Regions from separate parts of the Homo sapiens genome. Here region 1 is linked to region 2. A link is an interaction called in ENCODE POLR2A ChIA-PET data of the cell type or tissue named here. Cell type or tissue: PC-3. All regions are shown on one strand. Links, peaks and the distances in the headings refer to the core of each region. The heading gives the core; the rest is flanking DNA. Region 1 overlaps MVB12A (multivesicular body subunit 12A). Region 2 overlaps DDA1 (DET1 and DDB1 associated 1).

Region 1 (10,175 bases), core at 2,176-10,175, 110 kb before region 2:
TGCCTGTAATCCCAGCACTTTGGGAGGCCACGGTGGGCAGATCACGAGGTCAGGAGTTCAAGACCAGCCTGGCCAACTTGGTGAAACCCTGTCTCTACTAAAAATACAAAAATTAGATGGGCATGGTGACGCATGCCAGTAATCCCAGCTACTTGGGAGGCTGAAGCGGGAGAATCGCTTGAACCGGGACCCAGGAGGTGGAGGCTGCAGTGAGCTGAGATTGTGCCACTGCCCTCCAGTCTGGGCTACAGAGCAAGACTCCGTCCCCCACAAAAAAAAAAAAAAAAATACAGAAAATTAGCTGGACATGGTGGTGGGTGCCTGTAATCCCAGCTACTCGGGACGCTGAGGCAGGAGAATCACTTAAGCCAGGGAGGCGGAGGTTGCAGTGAGCCAAGACCGCACCACTCCTCTCCAGCCTGGGCACAAAGCGAGACTCCGTCTCAAAAAATAAATAAATAAAAATAAATAAAAAATTGCACCCTGGGCACCTCAGCAACCTCACCCTAGGCTGGTCCCTGCTCTTCCTCCTGATACCTCAAACTTGAACCTTGGAAATGATAAGGTTCCAACTTGGGAGGCCCGGCTGAAAACCGCCCCCTCGTCTGCACTGCCTGGAAGGGGAGCTGAGTTACCGAGCATCTTCCTATCTCAGCCAGAATCAGGTGAGGCGCAGGGCAAGGCTGGTCCTGGGGCTGCAGCCAAAACCTCCAGACTCCAGGCACCTGATATGGGTTTGGCGTGCGGCTTTCAGAGTGTTCCGGGAGCTGGGCAGACCTGCCTTAAGGAACAGTAATGCAAACTCAGTTTCGTTCTTTACAAACGGAGGTGATCTCCCCTACCCAACAAGCCATAGGCACAAGGCCCCAGTCGAAAAGGGTAGAAATGTCTCCATTAATTCCACAGGCCTCGCAAACACAAGCTCTGTCAGCATTCTGGTATGTTCTAGGGTGTGGACAGTATCTGTCAAAGATGTTCTCTTGCAAGAGGATCACCTGAGGCCAGGAGTTCAAGACCAGCCTGGGCAACATAGGGAGACTCCAGCTCTACAAAAAAATTAAAAATTAGCCAGGCATGGTGGTGCACACCTGTGGTCCCAGCTACTTGAGAGGCTGAGGCAAGAAGATCAGCAGTGATTGAACCACTACGATCCAGCCTGGGCAACAGAGCAAGACCCTATCTGTTTAAAAGAAAAGTAGGCAGGGCACAGTGGCTCACTCCTATAATCCTAGCACTTTGGGAGGCCAAGGCAGTCGGATTGCTTGAGGCTAGGAGTTCAAGACCAGCCTGGCCAACATGGCAAAACCCCATCTCTACTAAAAATACAAAAATTAGCTGGTCATGGCCAGGCGCTGTGGCTCACACCTGTAATCCCAACACTTTGGGAGGCTGAACCGGGCAGATCACTTGAAGTCGGGAGTTCAAGACCAGCCTGGCCAACAAGGTGAAACACCGTCTCTACTAAAAATACAAAGAAAGAAAGAAAGAGAGAGAGAGAGGGAGGGAGGGAGGGAGGAAGGAAAAGAAAGGAAAGAAAAGGAAAAAAGAGATGAAAGAAAGGAAAGGAAAGAAAGGAAAGGAAGAAAGAAAGGAAGAAAGGAAGAAATTAGGCTGGGCGCCGTGGCTCACGCCTGTAATCCCAGCACTTGTGGGAGGCTGAGGCGGGCAGATCACGAGGTCAGGAGATTGAGACCATCCTGGCTAATGCGGTGAAACCTCATCTCTACTAAATACACACACACACACAAATTAGCTGGCCATGGTGGCGGACGCCTGTAGTCCCAGCTACTTGAGAGGCTGAGGCAGGAGAATGGCATGAACCCAAAAGGCGGAGCTTGCAGTGAGCCAAGATTGCGCCACTGCACTCCAGCCTGGGCGACAGAGCGAGACTCCATGTCAAAAAAAAAAGAAATTAGCCGGGGGTGGTGGTGGGCGCCTGTAGTCCCAGCTACTCAGGAGGCTGAGGCAGGAGAATCACTTGAACCCCAGAGATGGAAGTTGCAGGGAACCACAATCACACCACTGCACTCCAGACTGGGTGACAGAGGGAGACTCTGTCTTGGAAAAAAAAAAAAATACTATAGAGACTGGGGTCTCCCTATGTTGCCCAGGCTGGCCTCAAACTCCTGGACTCAAGTGATCCTCCCACCTCAGCTTCCCAAAGTGATGGGATTACAGGGCTGAGCCACAGAGCCCAGCCCCTCTGCCACTTTTGAATACAGGAAGTATAGGGTTTGCCACTAGCAGAGGCCACTCACGGGGAGTCACATCATCCATTCTGCCTGGATGTCAGGCTGCAGAAACCTTCCACCTTCAAAGGCCTGTCAGAGTCAAGAGGTGTTTCTTCAAGAGTCATCAGGGGCAGCTGAGAGACACGGGTCCTATGCATTCTCCCTTACACGTATCCCATGAGATGAGGAATGTTGAGGTTCCCATTGTAAAGATGGAGAAACTGAGGCGCAGAGAAGTTTAAGCCGCAGCTCAAGGTCAGCAGCTATTGAGTAGAGGAGCTGGGATCACGTCTATCCAGAAATGCCACTCTCAGTACCCATGCCCCTGTGGAGCCTGGGAGTAAGCAATAGGAGAGAAACCCACCTGGGCAACATAGCAAGACCCCATCTCTACAAAAGTAAAAATGTAGCCAAGTGTGGTGGCACACACCTATAGTTCCAGCTACTAGGGAGACTGAGATGGGAGGATAGATTGTGCCCAGGAGGTCAAGGCTGCGGTGAGCCATGATTGCACCACCGCACTCCAGCTTGGGTAACAGAGTGAGACCTTGTCTCAAGAAAAGAGAAATGGCCAGGCATGGTGGCTCACACCTGTAATCCCAGCACTTTGGGAGGTCAATGTGAGCAGATCGCTTGAGGTCAGCTGTTCCAGACCAGCCTGACCAACACAGTAAAACCTCATATCTACTAAAAATACAAAAATTAGGCCAGCATGTTGGCTCATGCCTGTAATCCCAGAACTTTGGGAGACCGAGGCGGGTGGATCACTTGAGGCCAGGAGTTCAAGATCAGCCTGGCCAACGTGGTGAAACCCCATCTCTACTAAAAATACAGAAATAAGGACCGGGCACGGTGGCTCACACCTGTAATCCCAACACTTTGGGAGGCCGAGGTGGGCGGATCACTTGAGGTCAGGAGTTCGAGACCAGCCTGACCAACATGGTGAAACCCCATCTCTACCAAAAATACAAAAATTAGCCGAGCGTGGTGGTGGGCGCCTGTAATCCCAGCTACTAGGGAGGCTGAGGCAGGAGAATCGCTTGAACCCAGGAGGCAGAGGTTGCAGTGAGCTGAGACTGCACCATCACACTCCAGCCTGGGCAACAAGAATGAAACTCCATCTCAAAAACAAACAAACAAAAAATTTAGCTGGGCGTGGTGGTGGGCACTTGTAGTCCCAGCTACTTGGGAGGCTGAGTCACGAGAATTGCTTGAACCTGGGAGATGGAGGTTGCAGTGGGCCGACATCGCTCCACTGCACTCCAGCCTGGCGACAGAGTGAGACTCCGTCTCAAAAAAAAAAAAAAAAAAAAAAAAACCAAAAACTACAAAAATTAGCTGGGTGTAGTGGTTCATGCTTGTAATCCCAGCTACTCAGGAGGCTGAGGCAGGAGAATCACTTGAACCCGGGAGGTGGAGGTTGCAGTGAGCTGCCGAGATCGCACCACTGCACTCCAGCCTGGGTCACAGAGTGAGACCCGGTCTCAAAAAATAATAATAATAATAAAAGAAGAGAAGGATAGGCACGGATCCTGGACTTAGTGCTGTGGTTCCCAGGGCCCTCAGCTCCTTCCTCAGTAGCCCAAGATGATGTAAGCTCAGCCCAGAAATGTTAGGATTGATGATACCCAAGTCAGAAGCAGGTGGGGTAGGCTCCATCGGGCCCCTCTAACCCTTGCGTGATGCAGTCCCCAGGCCTGCCTGGGCTCAGAGGACTGGGATTTTGCAGGGTGAGTGGCCCTGTCATCAGTGACAATTGGTCTAGTTGGACCCAAGGCCAGGATGGATCATCCTCAGGCCCCTGGTCACACACAGACTCCCTGAAATGAGATCTGGGGCTGCTTTTGGGGCAGCTGAGAAGGACGGCAGAGAGGACAAACGGCATTTGCTTTCTGGCTGGATCGGGTTCTGTGGCTGGCGCCAGAGGAGCCTGGGCGAGACCTGGCAGATGATCCGTGTGCCGGGAGCCAGGAGATGCAGGCAGGTGCCTTAGCATCAGAGACCTAGTTTTTCCAAGGCAGCTGAAGAGTTTGGGGAAAGGGCGTACGTTTTGCATCATCCCCGCTCACCTCCCCTTCCAGGAGAACGCACTGTCCCCCGTCTCAGATTCCCAGGGCCAGGCCAGGTCTCCGCCCCGACAAAGACTCTCTTCTTGGCCAAACTTGAGTCAGAGTCCTCTGAAATCTCTTCTGCATTGGGCCGTGACCTTGGCTCCCATCCTGTCTTTGATCTGTGTCGCCCAGTTTTAGCAAGAATCCTGCTAAGTCAGTTTCTTGATAGCTGATCGCCCTGGCCTGGCTTCAGCAAGGATCCTATTAAGAGAGTTTAAGGTGACTCCCCAAGCCTTTATAATTTTCTATCCACTGACCCCCCCTTGCCCTGCTCCGTGGCTATAAATCCCCCCTTGGTGACAACTTCGTGGATTCCGAGTTGAGCTCAATCTTCCATGCAGTAGTCTTGAATAAAGCCTTGTTTACTTTTAACAATCATCTGAATTATATATGTGTGTGGATTTTTCTTTTTTCTTTTTTTTTTTTTAAGAGGGAGTCTCACTCTGTTGCCCAGGCTGGAGTGCAGTGATGTGATCTCAGCTTACTGCAACCTCTGCCTCCCAGGTTCAAGCAATTCTCCTGCCTCAGCCTCCCGAGTAGCTGGGACTACGGGCACCCACGACCATGCCCGGCTAATTTTTTTTTTTTTTTTTTTTTGTATATTTAGTAGAGATGGGATTTCACCATGTTGGCCAGGCTGGTCTTGAACTCCTGACCTCGTGATCCGCCCACCTTGGCCTCTCAAAGTGCTGGGATTACGGGCGTGAGCCACCATGCCCGATCATGTGTGTTTTTTTCGTAGAGATGGTGTTTCACTGCTGCCCAGGCTGCCCTTAAACTCCTGAGCTCAACAGATCCTCCCAGCTTGGCCTCCCAAAGTGCTGGGATTACAGGTGTGAGCCACCGCTGCACCCAGTCCCAAATTTTTTTTTTCTTTTTTTTTGAGACAGGGTCTTGCTCTGTCACCCAGCCAGGAGTGCAGTTATGCAATCATAGCTCACTGCAGCCTTCACCTCCCAGACTCAGGCGATCCTCCCACCTCAGCCTCTCGAGTAGCAGGGACTACACAGGCAGGTATCACTATGCCCGGCTAATTTTTAATTTGTACAGACAGGGCCTTGCTGTGTTGCCCAGGCTGGTCTCAAACTCCCGGGGGCTCAAGTGATCCTCTCGCCTCAGCCTCCGATAGTGCTGGCATTACAGGCGTGAGCCACCATGGCTGGCCAACTTTAATTATTTAAAAGCTTGGATGTTTCTTTAGACAACACCGTCCTCACTGTGAGAAAATGACCCTCCCATTAGGCCAGTTTCTGTACCACTACAACTAACAAAGTCTATTGCCGCTAAGAAATAAGCCTTAGCTTTGCTATTTATTTATTCATTTACTTAGAGATAGGGTTTTGCTCTGCACCCAGGCTGTTTTTTTTTTTTTTTTTTTGCAGACAGAGTTTCGCTCTTGTTGCCAAGGCTGGAGTGCAATGGTGCGATCTTGGCTCACCACAACCTCTGCCTCCTGGGTTCAAGCGATTCTCCTGCCTCAGCCTCCTGAATAGCTGGGATTACAGGCATGCGCCACCACGCCCCGCTAATTTTGCATTTTTAGTAGAGACGGGGGTTTCTCCATGTTGGTCAGGCTGGTCTTGAACTCCCGACCTCAGGTGATCCGTCCGCCTCGGCCTCCCAAAGTGCTGGGATTACAGGCGTGAGACACCGTGCCCTGCCTTACTTATTTATTTATTTAGAGACAGGGTCTCACTCTGTCACACAGGCTGGAGTGCAGTGGCGCAATCATAGCAAACTGCAGCCTCGACCTCCTGGCCTCAAGCGATCCTCGTGCCTCAGCCCCCAAAAGTGCTGGGATTACAGATGTGAGACTCCAAGTATGACAGCCTTAGTTCTTCTTTTTCTTTTTGAGATGGAGTTTCACTCTTGTTGCCAAAGCTGGAGTGCAATGGTGCAATCTTGGCTCACTGCAACCTTGACCTCCCGGGTTCAAGCGATTCTCCTGCCTCAGCCTCCCAAGCAGCTAGGATTACAGGCGTGTGCCACCACACGCAGCTAATTTTTATATTTTTAGTAGAAACAGGGTTTCACTACGTTGGCCAGGCTGGTCTCGAACTCCTGACCTCAGGTGATCTGCCTGCCTCGGCCTCCCAAAGTGCTGGGATTACAGGTATCAGCCATCATGCCTGGCCAGCTTTTCTAAACCACAGAGATCTGGGGATGTTTCCAACTGCAGCAGAATGTGGGCCACCACAAGACTACAACAGCCCAGAGGAGAAACAGCAGCATAGCAGCCATCGTACACGTCCATGGGCATGCACTTATGGGAGAAGGAAGGTGTGAGTTTAGGGTGGTGAATTTCTTCTCTTTTTTTTTTTTTTTTTTTTGAAATGGAGTTTCACTCTTGTTGCACAGCCTGGAGTGCAGTGGCACAATCTCAGCTCACTGCAACCTCCACCCACCAGGGTTCAAGCGATTCTGCTGCCTCAGTGTCCCAAGTAGCTGGGATAACAGGCACCTGCCACCAAGCCTGGCTAATTCTGTATTTTTGGTAGAGATGGGGTTTCACTATGTTGGCCAGGCTGGTCTCGAACTCCTGACCTCAGGTGATCCACCCACCTCGGCCTCCCAAAGTGCTGGGATTACAAGCATGAGCCACTGTGCCTGGCCATGTTCTTGTGGTTTTTGTTGGTGATTTTGCCATTGAAATTCCCCCAGACACCGAAATGCTGTCCAGGCTTCCTAAGTACCAAAAGGCTGCAATGGCTGGGCTCGGCGGCTCATGCCTGTAATCCCAGCACATTGGGAGCCGAGGCAGGAGGACTGCCCAAGGCCAGGAGTTCAAGACCAGCCTGGGCAATATAGTGAGACCCCCATCAGTACAAAAAAAATTTTAAATTAGCCCAGTGTAGCCTGTAGTCCCAGCTACTCAGGAGGCTGAGATTGGAGGATCACCTGAGCCCGGGAGGTCAAGGCTGCAGTGAGCTATGATCATGCCAAAAATAAAATACTTAAAAAAAAAAAAGTCTGTGATGCACCTCATGGAGAAAATCCATTATAGAGAAGCTTTATGCAGACGTGAGTTTCGGTGCTGTTGGCTGTGAGTTCAATGTAAATGAATCCACCATAGATATTAAATAAGGTGTTTTTAAACAAATGTACATAAAACAAGGTTGTATGAATTGGTGGATGAAAATGGTGTGGCCTGGGCCGGGCGCAGTGGCTCACACCTGTAATCCTAGCACTTTGGGAGGCCAAGGCGGGGGATCACTTGAGGTCAGGACTTTGAGACCAGCCTGGCCAACAAGGTGAAACGCTGTCTCTACTAAAAATACAAAATACAAATTAGCTGGTTATGGTGGCCCAAGCCTGTAGTCCCAGCTACTCAGCAGCAAGGGGTGCCGGCTGAGGCAGGAGAATCACTTGAATCTGGGAGGCAGAGGTTGCAGTGAGTCGAGATCATGCCACTTCACCCAGCCTGGGTGACAGCATGAGGCGCTGTCTCAAAAAAAAAAAGAAAGAAAAAAAAAAAAGGCCTGGGCGCTGTGGCTTACACCTGTAATCCCAGCACTTTGGGAGGCCGAGGAGGGTGGAGCACAAGCTCAGGAGATCGAGACCATCCTGGCTAGCACGGTGAAACTCTGTCTCTACCACAAATATAAAAAATTAGCCGGGCGTGGTGGTGGGTGCCTGTAGTCCCAGCTACTCAGGAGGCTGAGGCCAGAGAACGGCGTGAACCTGGGAGGTGGAGCTTGCAGTGAGCCGAGATCACGCCACTGCACTCCAGCCTGGGTGACAGAGCAAGACTCTGTCTCAAAAAAAAAAAAAGAAAAGAAAAGAAAAGAAAAAAGACAGCAATTGCTGGGTTTCAGTCCCAGTTGTGGCCTTAGCATCCCCATCTCAGTTTCTTTATCTGGAAAATGGCAACAAAACCTGAGCTTCCCAGTGGGTTGTAGGGAGACTGAATGAGGTAATAATGGTGTATCGCGTGTTGGGGATGTGGCCACTGCAGTAGAAACAGTACTTGTTTTATTATTATGCCCAATGATGAAGGGCCGGGACAAGGTCTTCTCTATGATCTAGAATCCAGACTCACTCACTCCCTGAGCCTGTTTCCCACTCTGTAGAATGGAAGACCCAAGCCAGGCGCGATGGTTCACGCCCATAATCCCAGCACTTTGGGAGGCCGAGGCGGGCGGATCACCTGAGGTCAGGAGTTCAAGACCAGCCTGGCCAACACAGTGAAACCCCGTCTATAGAAAATACAAAAAATTAGCCGGGCGTAGTGGCGGACGCCTGTAATCCCAACCACTCGGGAGGCTGAGGCAGGAGAATCGCTTGAACCCCAGAGGCGGAGGTTGCAGTGAGCCGAGATCGTGCCACCGTACCCCAGCCTGGGACACAGAGGGAGACCCCCGTCTCAGAAAAAAACAAACAAACAACAACAACAACAACAACAACAAACGGGAGACCCAGCAGCACCGCCTCCCTGCCATGATTTCACCCACTTGCCCGGTGCAAGAGTGCCTAGTGTGGACAGGCGGCAGGATCAGGACTCCAGAGGGCGAGAACCGGGTAGTGTTTATTGCCAGGAGGACACCCGCACAGCCTCCGGACCCCAGAGGGTTTTGACACAAATGACTTAAAGGCACTGGCTTCTGTCCAGCTCCAGCCCTGCCCGGCAGGGCGTGGGGGCGGAGACCCCATCACCACGCAGCCTCGACCCGCCCCCTCCTCCAGGGCTGCAGCTCCGCCCAGTGGCTGAAGATAGCAAACGCCTTGCAGGGCGAAGGTTCCCAGGATGCAGTGAGTGGGGGTGGCCCCAGGATGCAGTGAGGGGGGGTGGCCCCAGGCTGGCGGGGAGGTGGAGTAAGGGGGCTCTTTCCGCGGAAGGGTGAGGGACTATGAGACGCTGGGGGGCAGGCGGGCAGCCGCGGTCTTCTCCACCACGAAGCCGTAGTTATACTGGGGGATGGGGAGAGAGAGAGTGAACAGGTGCCAGAGTAAAGAGAGGGCCAAAGGGGGAGTGACTGAGGAATGGCAGAGTGGGTACTTAGGGACTTGAGTGGTCTTCTGCCCTGGAGAGATGGTGTGTGTCTGGGGCAAAGCGGGGATGGGGAAAACTGGGACAGCCTGGGGCGGACGAGGGGCGGGTGCCGGCCCCTCAGGCACCTCCTCCCTAGCCCTGCACCCACCTCCTCCCTAGCCCTGCACCCACCTCCTCCTCAATGTCCGCCAGAGACTTGATGGTCAGGTCCCCAAAAGCAGAGAAGGCCTGGCGGGCAGAGGTGGGTCAGCCTTGGGCCCGATCTCAACCTGAAACCCCCTTTCCTTCGTCTTCAAGGGGTCCTGCCCTCCCCCCAACACTCCCCGAATATTCCCTCGGACATCCCTCCCCCTTATTTTTCTTGTTTGTTTTGTTTTGTTTTTAGAGACAAAGTCTCTAAAGCCGCGCCTGGCTAATTTTTGTATTTTCAATAGAGACGAGGTTTCACCATGTTGGCCAGGCTGGTCTCGATCTCCTGGCCTCAAGTGATCCACCTGCCTTGGTCTCCCAAAGTGCTGGGATCACAGTCGTGAGCCACCATGCCCAGCATCCCTCCCCCTTCTTGTCACAGCCTCTAGCTACTGGTGTCCAGCTGCTTTCTCTGGATGGATCCCTCCCCATTCTAAGACTGAAGACCTTCCAGCTGCCACCTGGAGGTGACACACTCCAGCCCCAACCCAGGATGTGGCCCTCTGTGCTGGGGCACTGGATACAGGGATGTCCTGGCACCCAGAATGGTGATGGCAGGCGCAGACCCAGGCTCCCTGAGACCCCGACTCACCAGGGGGCTGCAGCTCTTGCCCTCAAATCGTGGGTGGAGTGTGAAGGGAACCCCATCCATGG
Region 2 (9,913 bases), core at 1,914-9,913:
CAGTATTGGTCGGTGCCCCCCATCTGCCGTTTTCCTTTCCAAACGAAAGGAAACCCACAAATCCAACAGAAAACACACACACACACACACACACACACACACACAGAACAGGCGATTATTTATTTGTTTTTAATTTATTTTGTCATATTTTTGTAAAACGGCAGAAATGCAATAAAAACTATATTTCAACAGTGCCCGAGGTCAGAGCAGTGGAAAAGGGAGTGGGGGTGGGGGAGTCTGGGTGGCTGGGGCCTAGGTTGGGAACCCCCTCCCCCCATCCTGGTACAGGCTGGCTTGACCCATGAGGGCCTCCTCCCAAAAACTGGGTCTTGGCCACAGATGGAAAACTCCAGGCTGCGCCGCCTCTGAGACGGCCCAGATTTGGAGGCCAACTTCAGCCCTGGCTTCAGCCACTAGACAAAGGAAGGAATCTCTAAGTGCTGAAAAGAGGCGACAATGTGTGCACAGGCCCCAGTCCTGAGTAAGACTCCTTCTCAAAGAGGACAGCGCGGTGGTTTGCAAGACGTGGCCCCTTCTGGCACACCCGCCTCCTGGAACATCGTCTGGGGAGCCAGAGACAGTGGGAAGAGCTTGTGGCATGAACATCAGAAGGCACCTGGCACCTGAGCCTCCTGCAGTCCCCGACTTGTGATACTGAGAGAATGGCACATTTGGGTGTCCCCAGGACACGGGGTGGCATTGGGATGCAGCAGGGATGTCCCACTGTGGGACAGACATCAGACCCAAGTCACTGGGACTCTGTCGTATGACTCAGGAACAGGAACGTGGCCTCTCAGACCCTCACATTTTTCAGGAAGAGGACAAATGTGTCCACATCCAAAGGCTTAAGGCTCAGAGACCAACATGGCCATGCTGCAGGGCTGGGCCAGTGTGAGCAAGGGGCCCTTTGGGAGGCTGTGGAGAAGTCAGAGTTCACTGGAGGCAGGAGAACAGCCTGTGCAAAGGCGGAGAAGGTGGAAGGCAGTTTGGGGGAACAGTGGGGTAAAGGGGACCCCAAAGGCAGGAGGGGTAGACAGAGGCCGGCTCAGGGGCCCAGCGTCCTCCCACAGGCAGTGGGAGCTACACAGGGTGTGTGTGCCAGGTGGGGCATGTCCCGACAGACCCAGGGGTTCTAGGGGGAGGCCACAGGGAGGCAAGCTGGGGCACAGCCCTCAGACCCCAAAGGAGGGAGCTGAGGTAGGGGAGGGGAAGGAGGTGCCCGCCCAGCAGCCCTGCAGAGCGACGGGCAGACAGCACAGGCAGGAGACAGCCCCCAGCCACTCAAAGCAGAAACTGGGAGCCAGAGAGGTCTAGACAGGCCGAGGGGAAAGGCGGGAGTGCCCCCTGCTCCCACTCTGGCCCCTGGCCTTGGAAGCTGAAGTCCCACCATCTCAGTCATTCACAGATGGACACCGCAGGCCTGCCCAGGTCACACCAACCCTGGGGACTGGGACTCCCCAGCTGGCCTGGGAGCCTCCAGGGCATTCAGCCGGACCCGGCACCATCGACCGCAGTCAAGTGTGCATTTCCTGACCACCTGTCCTGTGACCACATGGCCCCTGTAGCACCATCACTGTGGTGTAGACACTGCCGGGAGCTGGGAGGTACAGCAGGGTGGCTGTGCTGTGCCTGGGCCTGGTCAGCCACTCCTTGTGTAGGACGGGAGCCCACCCTGGCACTCTCCGTCCTTGGGAGAGATGGGCCGCCTAGGCCCGAGGGTCTGACACAGGCAGGGCCCTCCACAGTGGAATCTGGGGCAGGCGGACCCTCCATAGCCCGGAGTGTCTGCTAGCTCTGTGGCCCAACCCTACACCATCCCAACGCCCTCAGACTCAGCTCTCAAAACAGAGACCTCTGCCAGGCACGGTGGTTCACGTCTGTAACCCCAGCACTTTGGGAGGCTGAGGAAGGTGGATGACTTGAGCCCAGGAGTTTGAGACCAGCCTGGGCAACATGGTGAAACCCTGTCTCTACAAAAAATTTTTAAAATATTAGCCAGGCAGCCAGGTGCGGTCACAGCACTTTGGGAGGCCGAGGCAGGCGAAGCACCTGAGGTCAGGAGTTCGAGACCAGCCTGGCCAACATGACAAAACGCCGTCTCCACTAAAAATAGAAAAATTAGCTGGGTGTAGGGGCGCACGCGTGTAATCCCAGCTACTCAGGAGGCTGAGGTAGGAGAATCACTTGAACCTGGGAGGCAGAGGTTGTAGTGAGCTGAGATCTTGCCACTGCACTCCAGCCTGGGAGACACAGCGAGACTCCATCTCAAAAAAAAAAAAAAATTAGCCAGGCATGGTGGTGGGTGCCTGTGGTCCCAGCGGCTTGGAAGGCTGAGGTGGGAGGAAGGCTTGAGGTCGAGGCTGCAGTGAGCTGTGATTACGCCACTGCACTCCAGCCTGGGAAAGAGTACAAGACCCCAACTCAAACAAACAAACAAAACAAAACAAAAGAAAACTGAGATCCCCACCACCACCAGTGGGGGCAATAAGGGGAGAAGCGGTGTTCCCCCAGCCCCAGGCTCAGTGGTCAGGGCCACAAACCTTCTGCCCAGAGCCCGAACACCCCTACATACCCAAGCTCAGCCCCAAACCCAGCCCAGCTGGCGGAAGAGGGGTCCCCATGAGCGGCCATGGCACATGCCAACTGCCAGGTGCCAACCTTCTGTACAGCTCCTCTATGACCCAGCAAGGGTGAGGCCACCACCTAGGACAGCAAGACCGGCCAGATGCCGTCTGTACTGTCACCATGCCTCAGGGGAGCAGCAGAGGCCAGAGACCCCAGGCCCCCGGATGAGGCCGGCCATCTCTGCGGTGTCTGACAGGTGCGCTGCCCTGCTTGGCGGTATCCCAGGCAGGGGGCTGACCCCGCTCCATCCTTGGCACCATGGACCGTCTCTCAGGAATGACCTGTCCTTGGGGTCACCTTGACAGGAGAGGCAGAGGGGATGGTCCAGGCAGGTCTTGGCCTTGAACATGGTGGCCTCAGCAAGCCCACGAGAGAATCCAGCCGGTCCTGGGGCCCCTGGCGTGGGGGGCCCTTCTCACTCCTCTTGGTGACAACAGGGATGACTCCCAGGGGCTCCGTCCTCTGCAGCCAAGGTGTGTGGAGCAAAGACGCGAGGTCAAGTAGGAAAGACCCTTTTATTGGGGTGGACACGGAGCACGCACTAGTCCATGATAAAAATAAAATGACTCAAGAGAAAGATCCCAAGGGCCGACTTCTCCCCAACGTGCGTGCACGCTGAGTGAGGCCTGGGCATGGGAAAGTTCCGGGCGAAGCGTGGGACAAGACCGAGTCTCAATGGCCTGGACCGGTGTTGGGGGGGAGAAGGCCACTCGGCTGTCCTGGTAGGTCAGGCCACCCCGGGCCCGCCCCTGTCGCCCGGCCACAGTAAAGCCCCCGCTAGAGACTCTCACAGACACACTCTGGTTCTCTGGAGAACTGGGGGCAGGAATCGGGGAACTGGCCCGATGGAAGGCGGGGGTCGGGGGGACAATGTTGTTTTTTTTAAAAAGCATCTACCAACATCACACTACTGGGTCTGATGTCCCCTTTAACCAACGCTTGATACAGGTTACAGCATAAATAAAAACTCAAGGAAAATAAATACATCGGCTCCTATGAGGTTGGAAGTGGTGTGGACGCAGGGTGTGGATGGGCCGGCAGGGAGGCGGGCGGGCGGGGTGCTTACACATGGCGGGCAGGCGGGTGGGCGACCGAGGAGCAGACCTGGCAGGAGGCGCCTGTGGAGTTGAGAGTCTTAAGTGTCCTCGTGCATGTCTGGGCTGTCGGTCCGCGCCACCTTGCGGGGAGGTGCGGAGCTCTCGCCTTCCAGCTCCACTTGCTCCTGGTCTCTCTTCTTGGCAGCGTTCTGGGGGACAGGGAAAAGAGAGGGGCTGTGAGTCTTTTTTTTCGGACAGCCTCAACCTTCTGGGCTCAAGCAATCCTCCCAGCTCAGCCTCTGGAGTAGCTAGGACTACAGGCACATACCACCACGCTTAATATTTTTACTTTTGGTAGACATGGGGGTTTCACTATGTTGCCCAGCTGGAGGCTGTGAGTCTTCACGTGGGTGAAGCTCCCAGAGTCATAATGCCAGCCCAGGCCCCTGCAGCAGCATCACAGAGGTAGGCCTGGAGTACAGTGGGGGGCCCCAGGGTCCCTGGCTAGGCAGCCCCTCCTACCACCAGGACCTGCCCCACTAAGCCCTGCCCAGAGCACTTTCTGGACCCATGCCTGGTGATAGACAGGTGTTTCCTGGCACCCGGAGTCACCCCCACCACATGCAATGACCCACACAGGGCTGGTTTCTCAAGCACTCAGAGGAGCAACCCACCCAGCCTGGGAATAAAGGGCCTTTGGAAGCCACTGGGGATGCCGCACATCAACGCAAGACAGAAGCACACGCCTCCTTCCCCGCTGTGGAAACCAAGTCCTGGGGGGCAGGAGAAGGGGTGGGGGTGGGCCCAGCAGCTTGGATTTTCAGAAGCAGTCACTTTGCCACACAGTCCCCCGACCTTCCAACTTTGCGCAGGGTAGGCAGCCACCCACTGTTCAATGTTAGGTAAAAAAAAAAAAAACAAACTTGCCAGGCGCGGTGGCTCATGCCTGTAATCCCAGCTACTCTGGAGGCTGAGGCAGAAGAATTGCTTGAACCCAAGAGGCGGAGGTTGCAGTGAGCTGAGATCACGCCACTGCACTCACTCCAGCCTGGGCAACAGAGAGACTCCGTCTCCAAAAAAAAAAAGAAGGCCAGGCGCGGTGGCTCACACCTGTAATCCCAGCACTTTGGGAGGCCGAGGTGGGTGGATCACTTCAAGTCAGGAGTTCGAGACTAGCCTGGCCAACATGGAGAAACCCTGTCTCTACTAAAAATACAAAAATTAGGCCAGGCATGGTGGCTCACACCTGTAATCCCAGCATTTTGGGAGGCCAAGGCGGGTGGATCACCTGAGGTCGGGAGTTCAAGACAAGTCAGACTAACATCGAGAAACCCCGCCTCTACTAAAAATACAAAATTAATCAGGCATGGTGGCACATGCCTGTAATCCCAGCTACTCGGGAGGCTGAGGCAGGAGAATCGCTTGAACCCAGGAGGCGGAGATTACAGTGAGCCAAGATCGCGCCACTGCACGCCAGTCTGGGCAACAAGAGCAAACCTCCATCTCAAAAAAATAAATAAATAAAATAAAATAAATTAGCTGGGCATGGTGGCGCGTGCCTGTAATCCCACCTACTCAGGAGTCTGAGGCAGGAGAATTGCTTGAACCTGGGAGGTGGAGACTGGGAGGAGGAGGTTACAGTGAGCCGAGATCACGCCACTGCACTCCAGCCTGGGCGACTCCAGCCTGGGTGACAGAGCAAGACCTCATCTAGGAAAGGAAAAAGGGGGAAAAAAAGGGGAAAAGAGGGGAAGGGCAGGGCAGGGCAGGGCAAAAGAAAATGAAAAACGAAAAAGAAAAAGAAGAAAAATATCCCGTGTGCAGAGGCAGCCTCTGGGAAGGGAGCTGGGGCACCAGAAGCGGGAGGCGGGAGATGACTCTTCGCTGCAACTACACCCTCTTATTTTTATTTTCTAGAGACAGAGTCTGGTTCTGTTGCCCAGGCTGGAGTGCAATGGCATGATCATGATTCACTGCAGCCTCAACCTCCTGGGCTCAAGCGATCCTCCCACCTCAGCCTCCTGAATAGCTGGGATTACAGGAACATGCCACAGCCAGCTAATTTGTTTTTTTTTTTTTTTTTTTTAGTGATGGAGTTTTGCTGTGTTGCCTAGACTGGTCTCAAACTCCTGGCCTCAAGCCATCTGCTTGCGTCAGCCTCTCAGGCAGTTCCGGGTGTGAATCACCACACCCAGCCACACCCTCACATGTTACCTAGATTTCTTTTTTTCTTTTTTTGAGATGGAGTCTAGCTCTGTCGCCCAGGCTGGAGTGCAGTGGTGCAATTTCAGCTCACTGCAAGCTCCACCTCCTGGGTTCACACCATTCTCCCGCCTCAGCCTCCCAAGTAGCTGGGACTACAGGCACCCGCCGCCACACCCAGCTACGCGGCTAATTTTTTGTATTTTTAGTAGAGACGGGGTTTCACCGTGTTAGCCAGGATGGTCTCGATCTCCTGACCTCATGGTCTGCCTGACTCGGCCTCCCAAAGTCCTGAGATTACAGGCATGAGCCACCGCGCCCGGTATAGATTTCTTTTTTTCTTGAGACCGCCCAGGCTGCAGTGCAGTGGCATGATCTTGGCTCACTGCAATCTCTGCCTCCCAGGTTCAAGCCATTCTTCTGCCTCAGCCTCCGGAGTAGCTGGGATTACAGGCGTGCGCCACCATGCCCAGCTAATTTTTGTATTATTAGTAGAGATGGGGTTTCACCATGCTGGCCAGGCTGGTCTCAAACTTCTGACCTCGTGATCCGCCTGCGTAGGCCTCCCAAAGCGCGGGGATTACAGGTGTGAGCCACCACGCCCAGCTGAGATTTTTAATCATGTGTACACATTTCACCATTCAGAAAAGATTTTTTGTTTTTTTTGTTTTTTTTGAGATGGAGTCTCGCTCTGTTGCCCAGGCTGGAATGCAGTGGCCCTATCTAGGCTCACTGCAAGCTCCGCCTCCCAGGTTCACACCATTCTCCTGCCTCAGCCTCCCAAGAAGCTGGGACTACAGGCGCCCACCAGCATACCTGGCTAATTTTTTTTTGTATTTTTTAGTAGAGACAGGGTTTTACTATGTTAGCCAGGATGGTCTCGATCTCCTGACCTCATGATCTGCCCACCTTGGCCTCCCAAAGTGCTGGGATTACAGGCGTGAGCCACCTCACCCGGCCTTTTTTTATTTTCTTGAGACAGTCTTGCTCTGTCAACAAGGCTGGAGTGCAGTGGTGCAATCTCGGCTCACTGCAACCTCCGCCTCCCTGGTTCAAGCGATTCTCCTGCCTCAGCCTCCCAAGTAGCTGGGATTACAGTCACGTGCCACCACGCCCAGCTAATTTTTGTATTTTTAGTAGAGACGGGATTTCCCCATGTTGGCCACGATGGTCTCGATCTCCTGACCTCGTGATCCGCCCGCCTCAGCCTCCCAAAGCGCTGGGACTACAGGCATGCGTCACCACACTCGGCCTCAGAAAATATTCTATCTAGTTCATACCAATACAGTCTACCTAATGCCAGAGCCATGGAAAACTGGGCCTGGCGGCTACTTGGGCCTGGCCTCCAGCCTCCTGAGCACTGGTGTCCTGTGGCCTCTGCACAGCGGTTCCCTCCACTGGAACGCTCTTCCCTCTCCTGGATCGCCCAGGGCACTCCTACCCAGCCCTCAAGGCCCTGCTCCAATCACTAGAGTCCTTCCTGTGCTCAGAAGCCCCTGCCAGGTGCCCAGTCTCTGTCCACCCACAATCCCTGCACCAGAGCCCTGTGGGCCTCACCTTTTTGTCCCATTGCTGATGCAGGTAGCGCAGGAGGATGTTTGTCTTTTCTGTCACGATGACTAAGGAGGAAAGATAGAGAAAGTCGCAGACGCCTCCCCTCCCCAGGCTCCTCCCCTGACACTGCCCTGGGAGGTCTTTTTGGGGCTGGAACTCAGTACCCCCAACTCCAGAGATCTCCAAAAGTCCCATGTTTTTGCTTCTGAGCACACTCGCAGCTACTCCCAGAGGCCTGAGCCAGCTGCTTTCAGGGTCCCGGCTCCCTGCAAGGGATTCCACCCTTGGTGGGGGACCAAGCCCCGCAACTGAGACTCTCATGCCTATGTTTCTCCCAGGCTGACTAGGAGCACATACCGCATATCTGTGCCCAGTGACCACACAGTCCCACCCCACAGGCTCCAGATGGATAAATGCTTTAAGAGCAGGGTCTCACTCTTGTCACCCAGGCTGGAATAATCATAGCTCACTGCAGCCTGGAGCTCCTGGGCTCAACTGATTTTCCCACCTGGGACTATAGATGCATGCCACCACGCCCGGCTAATATATATATATATATATATATATATGCACACACACACACACACACGTATGTATATATATAGTGTGTATATATATACGTGTGTATATATATAGCGTATATATATAGCGTGTATATATATACGTGTGTATATATATAGCGTGTATATATATACACGTGTGTATATATATAGTGTGTGTATATACACGTGTGTGTATATACACGTGTGTGTATATACACGTGTGTGTGTATACACGTGTGTGTATATACACGTGTGTATACACGTGTGTGTATACACGTGTGTGTATATACACGTGTGTATATATACGTGTGTGTATATATATGTGTGTATATATACGTGTGTGTATATATATGTGTGTATATATACGTATATATATGGTTTTTGGTGAAACAGGGTCTAACTATGTTGCTCAGGCTGGTCTCGAACTCCTGGCCTCAAGCAATCCTCCTGCCTCAGCCTCCCAAAGTGCTGGGATTACAGGCGGGAGCTACCCCACCTGGTGTGGAGTCTTTTTGAACAGTTAAACTAAGACAGCAAGACCAAGTCCTCCTGTGCTGTGGGCCCCTTTGCCTGGACCCCCTTCCCATCACTGCCACCCAGGCTTGGCTGGATCCCCAGCCCAAGCCCCTGTAGCCCTCTGCTGCCTCTCTGCCCGATAGCACTTGTCTTAGAACCAGAGTTCTCGCTTGACCTCATCTGACAGGGAGGGGAAAGGACCAGTGAGTGGCAGATGAGGGACAACTTGGGGGCCCCTTTGGGCTGGCTGTGGATCCCAGTGTGTCCCAATCAAGAGACACCTGGGGAAAGCCAGGTTTCTGGCTGTCCCCAGGGGCTGGGAGTGGACAGGCATCCACGTGTGCATCCCCAGGCTGAAGCCCCCAAGGTCCCCCTCCTGTACCTCCCTGGAGGCCCTCCCTGACTTAACTGGATTCAGTAGACAGCGTGTGAACCCAAGCCAAGTCTATGGCCTGGGCCGGGGTTGAAGATAACCTCCGCGTGCCACGCTGCAGTCACCAAACCCCGCCCCTCAGCAGCCAGAATGGGACAGACTGACAGCGGCCACTTACTCTGTTCAGACGGGTACTCGCGGGTAGGCAGGTAGACTGAGGGCCGTCGGTTCTGCAGGAGGGTTGAGAAGGGGTGGGTTAGGAGAGTGCATGGGCCTGGGGTCTCCTCATCCCTCCACTCAGCACCCACCCTTCAGTGCAGATTGGAAGACACTCAAGTATGTGGATGGGGCTGGGCTTGAAGATCAGCCTCTGTTCCAGCCAAGACCCCAATCGGGGGACACAAGCTGCCCCCAGGCCCCCTGGAAGTGACCAATTCCTCCCAGTCCCAGGAACACGCACTCACCGAGGCTTTGCACACGGAGTCCGCGTGAAATCGACTAAAATTGCTTTTGTTGTAGACAGGCAGTCCTTTCAAAAAATCTGCCTAGAAGACATGGAAGATGGTACATGAGAAAACAGGCAAGGGCCAGCTCATCCCTGGAGCACCTGCAGGGTGACTGCTGGGTTCCTTCTTCCCACTATTCTTTGTAGTTCAAGTTTTCCAGAACACACCCTTGAGCTGGCTGCTGGATACACTGTCGGGACCACAGAAAAGTAACCAGGCCAGGCTATGTGCACATCCCCCACGGGATCCTCATGACAGCCCCCTAATTAGGTGAGAGGTGGGGAAATTGAGGCTGCAAGAGAACAGGCCACTGGTTAAAAGTCATACCGCAGTGGCTCCCGCCTGAATCCCAGCACTTTGGGAGGCCGAGGCGGGCGCATCATCTGCGGTCAGGAGTTTGAGACCAGCCTGGCCAACATGGCAAAACCTCATCTCTACTAAAAATATAAAAATTAGGTGGGCGTGGTGGTGCGCGCCTATGATCCCAGCTACTCGGGAGGCTGAGGCTGGAGAATCGCTTGAACTCGGGAGGCAGAGGTTGCAGTGAGCCATGATTGT

What was found. Peaks named below come from ENCODE experiments on the same cell type or tissue, not always from the same donor. Only the 100,000 strongest peaks of a DNase experiment are listed, where the experiment ranks them.
Region 1: POLR2A ChIA-PET joins it to region 2 with 25 read pairs; 20 of 35 experiments call an interaction of 5 or more read pairs at or near these places.

Annotation. Positions count from the first base shown.
Region 1 is chr19:17,424,006-17,434,180 of GRCh38, reverse strand. MVB12A (multivesicular body subunit 12A) reads right to left here. Exons shown (of 9, transcript NM_138401.4): 7 at 10,114-10,175; 8 at 9,504-9,560; 9 at 8,849-9,250. The coding sequence ends at 9,188. Among named protein-coding and RNA genes, the nearest start is that of MVB12A, 9.0 kb to the right of the region's middle. RefSeq lists an enhancer at 9,803-10,175. In PC-3, for the core only: a CTCF peak has its summit at 9,035; no DNase peak of the experiment used is centred there.
Region 2 is chr19:17,313,504-17,323,416 of GRCh38, reverse strand. DDA1 (DET1 and DDB1 associated 1) reads right to left here. Exons shown (of 5, transcript NM_024050.6): 2 at 9,314-9,394; 3 at 9,028-9,079; 4 at 7,422-7,483; 5 at 119-3,871. The coding sequence ends at 3,761. ANO8 (anoctamin 8) reads left to right here. Exons shown (of 18, transcript NM_020959.3): 18 at 1-194. Among named protein-coding and RNA genes, the nearest start is that of DDA1, 8.9 kb to the right of the region's middle. RefSeq lists an enhancer at 1,445-2,061. In PC-3, for the core only: no CTCF peak of the experiment used is centred there; a DNase peak (open chromatin) is centred at 5,816; H3K27ac peaks cover 2,867 bases.